Regions from separate parts of the Mus musculus genome. Here region 2 is linked to region 1. A link is a loop called in an ENCODE intact Hi-C map of the cell type or tissue named here. Cell type or tissue: heart. All regions are shown on one strand. Each heading gives the region's core, and the rest is flanking DNA. Links, peaks and the distances in the headings are about the cores only. Region 1 has its middle 3.8 kb from the start of Gm30402. Region 2 has its middle 8.3 kb from the start of Gm30235.

Region 1 (2,912 bases), core at 98-2,597:
CAGAAGGAATCATATCTCTTTCCATCTTCATGTTTCCCGGTGCTGTGCACCAGGCAGGACTGTGAGCTTTACACAGGTGAGCTCATTGCTGGGGCAGATGGCGCCCATCTACACACCCATGGCCATGGTAGGGGAGGACTCCAAGTGAGCGACACGGACCTGGAGCAGAGGGAGCTCAGAGCAGTTCAGTATCGCAGTTTTCTGGGCTCCCACGGGAATGTTCGTGACTTAGTGGCTTAAAAGTATCTTAGGCTTGCTCTTGCCTGGGTGTTCAGAAGTCCCCACAGGCTCCCAGCTCATACTGTCAGCTGTAGTCACAGCAATAACACGGTATGAGCTCTGTTTGCCACAATGCCACCACTGGGCAATAACGGAACGGGTCAACTTTAAAGATGTCTAATTCTAATTTGGCTCATGGTTTCAGAGGTTCTAATCAAGGGTTGATCATCTATTGCTTTCAGTCCTGTGAGAAAGTGACAGACTATGGTGGATGATGGAAAACAAGAAATAAAAAGAAAAGGAAAGGACACGAGAAGAACACGACTGCTCCTGGGTATATAGTGGAGGAGGTTTATTATAGATATGTGGGAGAGCTTACCCAGCGGCAGACAAAACTGGGAGAGTCCAGAGTGGTCATGACTCTGAACCATGTGGGAAGAAGGGGACGGGAAAGAAGAGTGGGGAGCCGAATTCAGCAGTCAAGAGGTAGTAAGAAAGTGGAAGAGACTTCAGTGTTGATGGAGCTGTTACCACCACCGCGGTCAGCTGAGTGTAACTGCTTACGCTCTGCAGTTACCCACAAGCTATGTCTGCACCTGAGGCTCAGCGTGGGCGGTTTCGGCCGGGGACCTGCTTATAGGACTCTCCCGAGTCACGTGAGCAGATGGACTCAGCTGACCTCGATGGCTGTGGCAGCTCCACCAGCACTGAACTCTCTTCCACTTTCTTGATGTCAGCTCCCCTACCTGGAATGAGCCGCACGCAGTGTGTCTAGATTGAGCTGACCCTAGGTCCAGCCTCGCTACCCCATGCTTGCTTCCCTGCCCACACTTTATTGAGCCCAAAGTTTGTAAGTATAGGTTTCTTTCAAAATGGCTTCACCCAGAGTAATGGAAAGCCCTCTCAGTAAGTCCAGGAGTCAGGCTCCTCTGTCAAACTCGTTTTGCAGCTATATATGGCCACTACCACTTACAAAAGACAAGTGATACTCAGATGTCAGGAGATTAAAATGAAACAGATTCTAGGCTCTTGGCTGGTACAGCATCCCCTGTCTTGGTTGGAGACTGTGTTTTACAAGAAGGAATGTCTGGCTGTGTTCGCTTAGCCTGACCTGGCACACAATCTAAGTTTTGTCCTCTTCAGAGTCACACACATGAAAACTGCCAACTTTAGCATCTTTTAAAAACAGCAGTGTGACACAGGTTGTCACCCTAAGAGTTTAACAGAGAGCAAAGAAGAAAGTGAAAGAATTTTAATATACTGTCTTTTCACTTATTACATTTCCAAGTAATGCCATTAAACTGACCTTGGGGTAACCAGGATTTTGTCAAAGACAATATTTACTTCCATTCGAGAAGTAGGCATTTCTTAACAAAGGGCCTAAGATTGAATGATACAGCTTTGTCTCCACCTGCAGGAATGAAAAGAATTATTTCTTGGTTTGAAAATACATAACGCTCCAAAGACTGTCATTAAAAACAAGGTATAATCAGTAATTCTTATGATTTACTTATTCAGTTTCCTATAATAAATTATTGATCAAAAGAGGGTCAGTTAAAAGAAATATATACGTGGTGTCAATCATTGTGCTTTTTTATAATTTAAAAATAGATTTATTTTTTAAAAAATATTTTATGTGTATGGGTGTTTTCCTACAGGTATATCTGTGCCCAAATGTGTGTAGTGCCTGAGGAGCCCAGAAGAGGGCGCTGGAACTGAGTTGTAGATGGCTGTTAACATCTTTATGGGAGCTGGGAACTGAACCCCAGCCCTCCACAAAAGTAGTTCATACTCTTAGCTGCTGAGCCTTTTCACCAACTCCTTATTTTTAACTTTATGATTGAGTTATATTGTACGTATAGAAATGTCCAGCCGTCAATGCACAGCCTGACGAATGACCACGATGGCCACAGCTGTGTAACTGTCACTCACAGACTAAGACGTCACCTGGGAAGCTCTCTCAAGATCCGCGCCTCCTCTTAACGAGGACGCAAACTCTTAGTTCAGTCATATCTCAGGAGAAAGGACGGTGAGAGGTAGATCAGAAACGCATGTTTTGGTCCCCGTAGCACGTGATCCAGGAGCTGCCCTGAAGGATGTCACCCGCTTCAGCTTCCATGGGGGTAAAGTGTCAGCCCTTGACCATCTATGACTCCTCACTCTGTGGTTTGTTTGTATGGCTTCCGACACTCTCTGCTTGGACTCTTATTCCAGTCTGGGTCTAGCTTTGTCTTCGTTTACCCGAGATTGTTCTGTAAGACTCATCCATGTGGAAACTAGACATTACTGATGCTTTCTTCCCTAGATATATCGGAAGGATTTCTTATCGAGTCATGGCTCATGGTATTTAGGGAGGAGTCTGGTCTGACCATGAGAATGAGGCATCCACAGGTTCCCAGCATCCTCCAGGTGGGAACCAACATTCCACACCTGCATCATGTCAGCAGATGGAGTTCTTTGCATGTAGCCCAGATGGTCTCTCCTAACCAATACAGTTCTGCATCCATTTTAGGTTACCTGGAGCTTCTGTCCCTCAGGAGCTCATGACTGTTGCTTCAGTGACTTTATTAGGTTTTGTTTTCCTTCAGACAAAATACTACAGTTAGGCCCTTTTCTATCGAGAAGGAGAAATTGACATAGTTCTCTAACTGCGTCTTGAGAAGGATGGCTTTAAGTCACACAGAGAGAGCACC
Region 2 (2,912 bases), core at 190-2,689, 320 kb before region 1:
TAACCTACTAACCCTCATTTCTTTTTCCCCCATCTTATAATTTATTAATGCCTTTCTGATGTCGAATGTGGGGAAAATTTATTCATGTGCCTATTCAGCACCTAGCAGTTATTAACGACTGCACAATGAACGTCTTCCCATGCAGTAAAGATACATAGTTGAATAAAGCATTTGGTTTGTGCCCTAAGAGTAATGTAGAAATGGGCAAGGGGGAGTTCTTTTTCTCCCCTTTAATCTGAAGAAGTAGGCTTGTCCATCCGGGTGCATCTGGTTAGCCCCTCAGCTTTGGGGTGGCTTCAATTAGTGTCCAGCTCTCTGTGAACCCGTGGGGAGAGGCCTCCTTCTTTCACATCTGGGACTTAGAATACACCCATGGAGACTGGTAATGACTTCCTTCTTGGCTCTGAGAGTTGCCTGGGTTTTCTGACATTGCTCTGTGTGGAAGAAGATTGGCCTGGCTGTTAAAACCTGTTAGTAGATGAACGGATACTGTAGAGAAAAGGAAAAGAAATGTACGTGTGCACGTGGGCACACAGCAGCTCACTCAACCAGACCTATCTTCCACAGCCATTGTTCCATCCTCAGAGTGGTCTGGGCCCTGGCAGGAAAGGAAGAGGCCACCCAGAGAGGCATTTCCTAAGGCAAGATTAAGCAGCGCCTGGGGAGACTAGACTTGGCCAAAAGGAAATGGAAGAAGGTACGCTGTCTCCAACGGAGAGATTCTGGGAGAAGACAGAATGATAGGAACCCAACTATGAAGACTCTCAACATAAACAAACCTCCCTTATCACTGCCTAAGCAGCCAGGGGCTTCTGTAGAACTGCAGGACTCCGCCCCTCACACACACATCAGACACGGTCCCTCCCAGGCAACGCTGTAGCATCCTTTCCCAGTGACACATTGCAGGGCGGGCTGAACCTTCCTCCCGCTGGAAGACCTTTCTCATGTCTTACCGGCATCCCTCACGGTACAGCGGGAGTTCAACCCAGCTTGCAAAGTTCAATGGATGTGGAAAAGAGACTGTCACCCTTTCCTCTTTCCTGAGCCATCCAGGCCTTTGATGACTTTGAGAATAAATGTTTCCCCCTTTGGTCACTAGAATGTCTCTCTGAACTGGTAAATTCAAGATAAACTCTGTCAAATCCTTACACTCCAGGGAACAAGCAGATTAAAAGGGCAGCTACAGTATCCCCTCCCCATCTGGTTTGCGCAGGAAAATCGTTTTGCTCCGGACTCCTAATTTCCACCCGGAACACAGCTCACTGCTTAAAGAGCATTTTGTTTTCTGTTTCTGGAACCCATTGTGTATTGCACCAGGGACAATGAGCTGGTCATTCAGCTGCAGCCTTCAAGCATTAAACTGGCCACATGGGTCCACATTAGTTCTCAGAGGGACGAGACACCCCAGCCCCAAGCATGTGTCCTCCTGGGCCCACATGTGTATGCAGAAAGGTGGCTGGCATCCCTGGATCCACTCTGTCCATTTGACCATCATGAAGCCTTTGCAGCCTCTCTCTCAGCTCCAGAGGCTGTCCCCACAGCCACCCTTACACACTGTGGAGCTGGCTTGTTGTTGGCACGGTCCAGGGGACAGCAAGCCAGATTGGGCGGGGAGAGCATTCCATTATTATAACACAATGCCATAACAGGGTTCAGAATTCCTTTCATATTAATTCTTATACAAGTGGAATCTTCAAACTCAACTTTTACCCTGAAAAGGGAGCGGTAAAAGGCAGCCAGGTCCTTTGTTGTCTTGGACCACATTCATCTAAGCTGAGCATCAGGAAGCTCTCTCTCCCTCACCATGCAGCTCAGAGCATCTCCTGGTGGCTTTGGCTGCATGACCCTGAACCTGGCAGCCCATGCTGCTGCTCTTGGGAAACTGGCCCTTCTGGAAGACTGGCTGGTTCTTCTTGCCCCCACGCTCAGAGTGCTTTTGGGTGTGGAGCCAAAACATCTCCAGGCCTCCTTAGAGGCCTCTGACTTGTGTAGCAGGCCAAGCTGACAAGCTGCCAGTTGGTCTCCAAGTGAAGTGTCCCTCGCAGCCCCCAGTCACCCACTGCCAGGGTGGGAGTGAGAGGTTTTCTGTCAGGCCTGGGGGAAGGCAGGGTACCCTCCTTCCTAGTTAACTCTTCCCAAATGTAGCAGAAACTTTTAAGAGTCTTGTTGACGGGGCCACCTCACAGACTAAACATGGATGCTGAGACCCAGAAACCTGGATGCTATTTCAAACCTGGCCATGGTTCCCAGGGTTTGGTTTCCTTACCACAGAGAGGTCGGTAGGCAGGAACTAAGCAAGGTGGCAATGTGGGGCCGATACCAACTTTTTCCCTTTGTGATTCAAGCGCAGGCAATGAGTTTAGCAGTCTTTATGGCCTTGTCCTCCTCAGTTCAATATGATTCTGGCAGTGGTTTGAGTAGAAACTATCCAAGGAAATCCCTAGGAATTCAAGAGACCTCTAACATGCCTATGATAGCAATTCCAGCTCTCATCTTTAATTTATTTATTACTTGTCCACCGAGCAGACACTTATCTAGACTACAGAGTGATAGAACTAAATCACCATGTATTCTAAGTGAATGAGTAACATTGTCTAAGCCCGTACTCCCCTGCTCCCCCGAAACACCTTTCAAGGATTCTGCAGAGTAGGTGCTACTTCGACACTATTGCAGCCTCTCTTAATGCCACGGGGAGAAGAGCACCCTTAGTCTCTTTTCCCGTTGAGGTTCTACTTATTTTCAATGAAAGGGACTCCATATGTAAATGTGATTACTTTCTCCAAAATTCATCTGTGCAACTTGAACACCGGTGTCTATTGGGGTGGTTTGTACAGGATTCGAACCTGAATCTCGGTGGTAAGTACCAACCGAGGAAAGTTATAAGTCCATGAAAAATCAACATGGCTAAAGAG

Evidence for each region. A loop is a pair of places that touch in the nucleus more often than their neighbours do. Peaks named below come from ENCODE experiments on the same cell type or tissue, not always from the same donor. Only the 100,000 strongest peaks of a DNase experiment are listed, where the experiment ranks them.
Region 2: it touches region 1 in a loop (1.8-fold over the local background); 2 of 42 quality-filtered maps call a loop at or near these places.

Annotation. Positions count from the first base shown.
Region 1 is chr3:52,960,246-52,963,157 of GRCm38, forward strand. No RefSeq gene overlaps it. Among named protein-coding and RNA genes, the nearest start is that of Gm30402, 3.8 kb to the left of the region's middle. In heart, for the core only: a CTCF peak has its summit at 1,643; no DNase peak of the experiment used is centred there; H3K27ac peaks cover 649 bases.
Region 2 is chr3:52,640,086-52,642,997 of GRCm38, forward strand. No RefSeq gene overlaps it. Among named protein-coding and RNA genes, the nearest start is that of Gm30235, 8.3 kb to the right of the region's middle. In heart, for the core only: no CTCF peak of the experiment used is centred there; DNase peaks (open chromatin) are centred at 626, 936, 1,576, 1,946 and 1 weaker place; H3K27ac peaks cover 723 bases.